Regions from separate parts of the Homo sapiens genome. Here region 2 is linked to region 1. A link is a loop called in an ENCODE intact Hi-C map of the cell type or tissue named here. Cell type or tissue: endothelial cell of umbilical vein. All regions are shown on one strand. Links, peaks and the distances in the headings refer to the core of each region. The heading gives the core; the rest is flanking DNA. Region 1 overlaps BMPR1B (bone morphogenetic protein receptor type 1B). Region 2 has its middle 48 kb from the start of HPGDS.

The links. A loop is a pair of places that touch in the nucleus more often than their neighbours do. Peaks named below come from ENCODE experiments on the same cell type or tissue, not always from the same donor. Only the 100,000 strongest peaks of a DNase experiment are listed, where the experiment ranks them.
Region 2: a loop joins it to region 1, with 3.0 times the contacts of the local background. A loop is called at or near these places in 6 of 110 quality-filtered maps.

The regions. Positions count from the first base shown.
Region 1 is chr4:95,094,238-95,097,170 of GRCh38, reverse strand. The region is part of intron 3 of BMPR1B (bone morphogenetic protein receptor type 1B); the gene reads right to left. Among named protein-coding and RNA genes, the nearest start is that of BMPR1B, 340 kb to the right of the region's middle. In endothelial cell of umbilical vein, for the core only: a CTCF peak has its summit at 1,604 (motif pointing right); a DNase peak (open chromatin) is centred at 1,640.
Region 2 is chr4:94,389,485-94,392,417 of GRCh38, reverse strand. No RefSeq gene overlaps it. Among named protein-coding and RNA genes, the nearest start is that of HPGDS, 48 kb to the right of the region's middle. In endothelial cell of umbilical vein, for the core only: a CTCF peak has its summit at 1,423 (motif pointing right); no DNase peak of the experiment used is centred there.

The sequences.
Region 1 (2,933 bases), core at 250-2,749:
AGCTTGTGACGTATAGTTACATATATATTAGTTATATATAAATTAATATATAAATTATAGTTTTATATATAACTATATGTAAATATATATAACTATATGTAAATATATAACTATATACAGTTATGTATATAACTATATTATATAAACTATATATAATATACAATTTATATCATATACTATATATTAAACTATATAACTATATATAATAAAGTTATATAACTTTAGTTACATATATTTAATTTGATTTAATATATATTTAAATTTAATTGAATATATATGTTTAAATTAAATATATATATAACTATAGTTATATATTTATATACCTATATATTTATATATAAATATAAATATATTTATATTTATATATTCTATATATAGATATATAGTTATATATAACTATACATAGTTATATATAACTATATATAGTTATATATAACTATATATAGTTATATATGCCTCTATATAATTATATAGTTATATATATAGTTTAGTTTACTAACTAAATTATCATGATAATAAAAAGTAAGGCTTTTGGAAGCCACTCTAAAATTGGTTCTCATTTTTCAGAGGATCGTTGGATTTTTGGCGTGCAAATAAACAATAGAATTATTTTCACAGGATGTTTGTGTGTTACTGAATCACGACTAAATTATATTCCTTATGATTCTTATAAGGAATAATACAAAAATAGAATATTAAGAATATTTCTTTAGAAATAGATTTACAGATTTTTCAGGCAAATCAATCAAATTTCATGAAATTACCTAACTATCAGAATGCAATATTGTGACTTCCATTCAATTACAAGGACTAAAAAGGAAGTTATTTTTCTTGAATATCCTGAATATCTTTTCTGGAAAATATATTGCAGTTATATACATGTTTTTAGCTATGTACATGTTTTCTATGGAATCTCTTGTAGTAGGAAATAAGGTAGAGTTATAATTTCTTTAAAGTATTTAATTGAAAACAGTGGACAATAATGAGCTGGAAGCCTCATATAAACACTGTAAAATAACTTCTTTAATGTATATAACTTAATCAGTTCCTTATTTTAAAAATATTTCTATATTATTTTATATTATTATATACTCATATACGTGATTTTTGCAGAAAAAACAAAATGCAGAACAAAAGTAAAATGTAAAAAAAATTTCATACTATTACATATCAAGAGTACAATGTTACAAAAATTAAATTTTATCTTCAAAATTAATCCATTACATCCTAAAGTGTGTTTTAACTGTATTTAGTTTTAGTAATATTCTTATGAGTTCAAAAATATCATAAATAAAAAATTTTTAATTTGTGATATAAAGGACTGTTTTATGTCATAGTCAAAAGGGTATCAAAATCCACTGCCACATTTAAATGCAGAGAGAAAAATCTGTATGAACAGTAGAGAAAATTCAAGTAATATTAAATTCAATATGTAATGCACTTAGAAATGGATATGAGACTTTAAAATTCATTAAAAAGTGACATATAATCATTTTGTGTCATACAAGGTCTACTAATAATCTATCTTCCTTTATCTTTTTCATTTTTAAACTCTTTGAATATCACAAAACTTAACCAAATGTTGATTCTCATCACTGTTCTTCACCTTCTACACCAGAGGGCAGGCAGGGGCAAGAAGAGAAATTGAAATTCATATTACACAAGTTTGCACTTTAAATGTCCAGGGTAAAGAGGTTAGTGGAAGAAAAATTTTAAAGTACTGAACTGGCTAGCAACAACTTTGGGAATGACCCATCCTACAGCTATTTGTACCGTTATGATAACAAATAATGCAAATCAATGCCCATTTTCTTTCTTAACCAAAACTAGTTTAAATACTCACAGTTTTTTTAAGAGTCTATTTCACACAGGAATAAAACTCTGATTAGAGCTTTAAAACAATATTAATTTTTAAAATAACTTTGTGACATCAGATAGTTTAATCGCTAATTTTTATTTTCAACACTTAAACCTTGAATCATTTAACTCAATTCACTGTCTAAATTTTTCAACTCTAAAGGCCTGAGTTTCATTTTCATCACCTAACCATTTTTCCTTATACTAAAGTACTTTCAAATAAATCATTTTCTATGCTCTTTGCAGCAAAAAATTTAGGAAAAAAAAATTATATATATATACACTAAATAATTAATAAAAAGTTGGGACATATGCCTAAACTTTTCTGGAAAGTAACAAAATATAAATACAATTTTTATTAAAAAATACCAGAGCAAAATCATATGTAGGGAAAGAACAGATTTTCTAATATTAACTGTGATGTTACCTACACAGGAATCTTTCTCCTTCAACAGACAGAAATCAGATAAAAGATAAGGGAAGATGTTGGTGCTAAATTTCTGGACATGCTATGCAGGAGTGAAATGTCAGATGACAAAGCAATATCAGGTATGGTCACTGAGCAGTGGAGCTAGACTTGATGACGATGTAGGGTAAAATAGACAAATGGGTTCAAACTCGAGCTCAGCTACTTAAATGGCTTAGCAAGTGACTTAACTAACTTCCTTATAGAAGACGTGGAGAGTAGCAGTACTCACTGGTTGCAGTGGGGTGGAGGAGAAATCCACATAAAGCATCAACTATGGTTCTTTGCACATAGTAATTGTCAATAATAATAAATTGTTGTTTTATGTGCTGCTGACTCTTACTATTATTCAGTTTTCTCTTCCTTTTCCCTACTCCTTTATCTCCCGTTTCTATTTGTCTTCCTTTCCTTTTCTCCCCTATTATCTTTTCCCCTTCCTGGCTCTCCTCTTCCTCAATTCCTCTTTCTTTTGCTTCATTTTACTGCCTTTTACTTTTCCTTCCTTTCTAGATTAATCACGGTGAGCAAAGAGTCTATAAAAATATAAGGTTTTCAGCTTAAGAAACATACTGAAAGTTTGTTCAAGGATGACTAAAATATTCTTATTTTC
Region 2 (2,933 bases), core at 254-2,753, 700 kb after region 1:
GCCCCTTCACTTGCCTTACTGCAGGGCTGGTGCTCTCCAGCAGCCCAGTGGAGTGGTGGATGTGATTCTTTCAAACGTCAGAGACTTTGCTATCTAGATGCAAGATTAGAAAACTTTCTGCTCCTCATTTCATCTTTCAGAACATGACCCACCCAATCTCTTGTGAAAAGGAATCCTATTTCTTAAGGCTTATACCATTTTACCTCTATAACCTGCTAATTTTCTTTGTCATTGCTATCATTTGATTACTTTCCTTTGATCATCAAAAACTTTGCACTTGATTCAGAGTCTTTCCCCTGCTCTAATTCCTGCCATCATTGTGGGTGGTTTCAATACCCATAGTATCTTTTCGATGCTCTGATTTCTCATTTTCTTACCAAACTCATCTTTTACGGCCTTTTCTACACTCAGTTATCTCTTCCCCTGGTCTGGATCTTTTAATGAAATTCTGGATCTTTTAATGAAAAAGAACAAAATTATCAATATTCCAAATAAATGGCTTAGACATTGAGCACTCTTACCATAATGTCTCATTTTTCTGGATTGATTCTTTAACTACTCCTACCTTGATGATCCTTCAGTGAAGGTCCAGTCCCCATTTCTATATCCTCTCCCTATGTTTAATTATCTTCCTATTCAGTTTATAGTTCATGGCCCATAATTCTAAGAACAATTTTGTCAGTGCCATAAACTGTCTTATCTCTCCTGTTTAGCAAAAACTAATGCAGTGTGACCTCCACTCTTTCATTTTTGTATATCTTAACCTGGATAACAGACCAATTTTGGAGAAAAATCACAAAGTAGGGCATATCCATTCAATAATACTGGAAATTTGCTATCGTCAACTTCAACTGGACTTTCAACATGGCCCTAAAATCCTAGTGTGTTTCCCTAAGCAAGTTGCTTTCTTACTTGCTGGACTGTTTTACATTTTCTGTGCTCTACTTTATGCCTTAGACTCTTATCCCATTTTCCCTTTTAGCCCAGATAAAATCAAAATCAACTTCCCACTACCTCACCATCTTCCGCTTATCTCTTCCCATTCTTGTCTGGTGCATCGGTGGAGAATCCCCTTCTCTTGTCTTCACCTGTTTTCCACCTTTGCCCAGGAATTCTCCTATTCTTGCCTTTAAAGAACCTTAGATAATGGATTCTCCCTCCTCTCCACTGTCTCTTCAACTTCTTTGCTTTTAATGAGGTTTTCTCATCAACATTTTAATTTGATCTTTGAGAAAGCTCAGCTTAAAAAAAATCCTTCTCCAACTACATGGTACATTTTAACATTTTTAGTATCATTAACAGTCAAAATCTATAAGCCATTTTGAGGTGCAGCCTCATCAATGCTACTTTTCCTGTGCACCTGAACCCAATTGCATGCTACAATATATTCAAAGTTAACCTCCTCTTGCCAGCAGGTGGCTCTGTGTCAAAAAGGGAAAAGGAAACAAAATAAAAATACAAATTGTGAGATCTACAATCTAAGATTTGGACCCAGGTCCTGGTCCCTACTACTCATTTTTTTTATACTTTAATGGTTACTACAGGAAAGCTACTTACTATCCAGAGAAGAAGAGATATCCATGAAGAAACAAATTAATAAAAAACTAAAGCAGTTATTTCAAGGAGATTTCAAATGAACTTCAGATCTATATGTATTTTGTTTTTTTTAAATTAACATAGCCAAAAAGATAAGAGGAGGAAAAATGGTAAGTACATTTAAAATGACTACACACATATCTCATTTTAGTGATCTTTGCTTTATTGATCTTCATAGATATTGCGTTTTTTACAAACTGAAGGTTTGTGGCAACCCTGTGTCAAGCAAGTCTATTGGCACTAGTTTTCCAACAGCATGTGCTCACTCCATGCCTCTGTGTAATTCTTGCAATATTTCTAAATTATTATTACATCTGTTATGGTGATCTGTGATCAGTGATCTCTAATGTTACTACTGGAATTGTTTAGGGGTGCCATGAACTGTGCCCTTATAAGATAGTGAACTTAATCAATAAATGTGTGTGTTCTGACTGCTCTACCAACCAGCCTTTTCCCTGCTTCTCTCGCTCTCCTTGGGCCTCCCTGTTCTCTGAGACACAACAGTATTAAAGTTAGACCAATTAATAGCAATGGCCTCTAAGTGTTCAGCTGAAAGGAAGAGTCACATGCCTTTTACTTTATTTTTAAATTTATTTTTATAGAGCCAGAGTCTTGCTCTATTGCCCAGACTGGAGTGCAGTGGTACAGTCATGGCTCACTGTAACCTCGAAATCCTGAGTTCAAGCAATCCTCCTACCTCAGGCTCCTAAGTAGCCAGGACTACAGGCTTGCACTATCACCCTTGGCTAATTTTTAAACTTTTTGTAGACATGGGGTTTCACTTTGTTGCCCAGGCTGATCTCAAACTTCTTGTCTCAAATGATTCTCCTGCCTCAGCCTTCCAAAATGCCGGGATTACAGGCATGAATCACCACACCCAGCAGTGACCCTCACTTCAAGTTAAAGGCTAGAAATAAGCTTAGTGAGGTAGGTATGTCAAAAGGCTGAAAGCCAGGCCTCTTGTGCCAAACAGCCAAGTTGTGAATGCAAAGGAAAAGTTCTTGAAAGAAACTAAAAGTGCTACCCCAGTAAACAGGTGAATGATACGAAAGTGAAGCAGTCTTATTGCTGATAGAGAAAAAGTTCGAGTGGTCTGGATAGAAGATCAAAGCAGCTAGAACATTCCCTTAAGCCAAAGCCTCATGCAGAGCAAGACCCTATCTCTCTTCAATTCTATGAAGGCTGAAAGAGGAGAATACCGCAGAAGAAGAGTTGGAAGCTAGCAAAAGTTGGTTCATGAGGTTTAAGGAAAGAAGTTGTCTCCATAATATAAAAGTACAAAGTAAAACAGCAAGTGCTGATGGAGAAGCTGCAGTAAGTTGTCCACAAGACCTAGC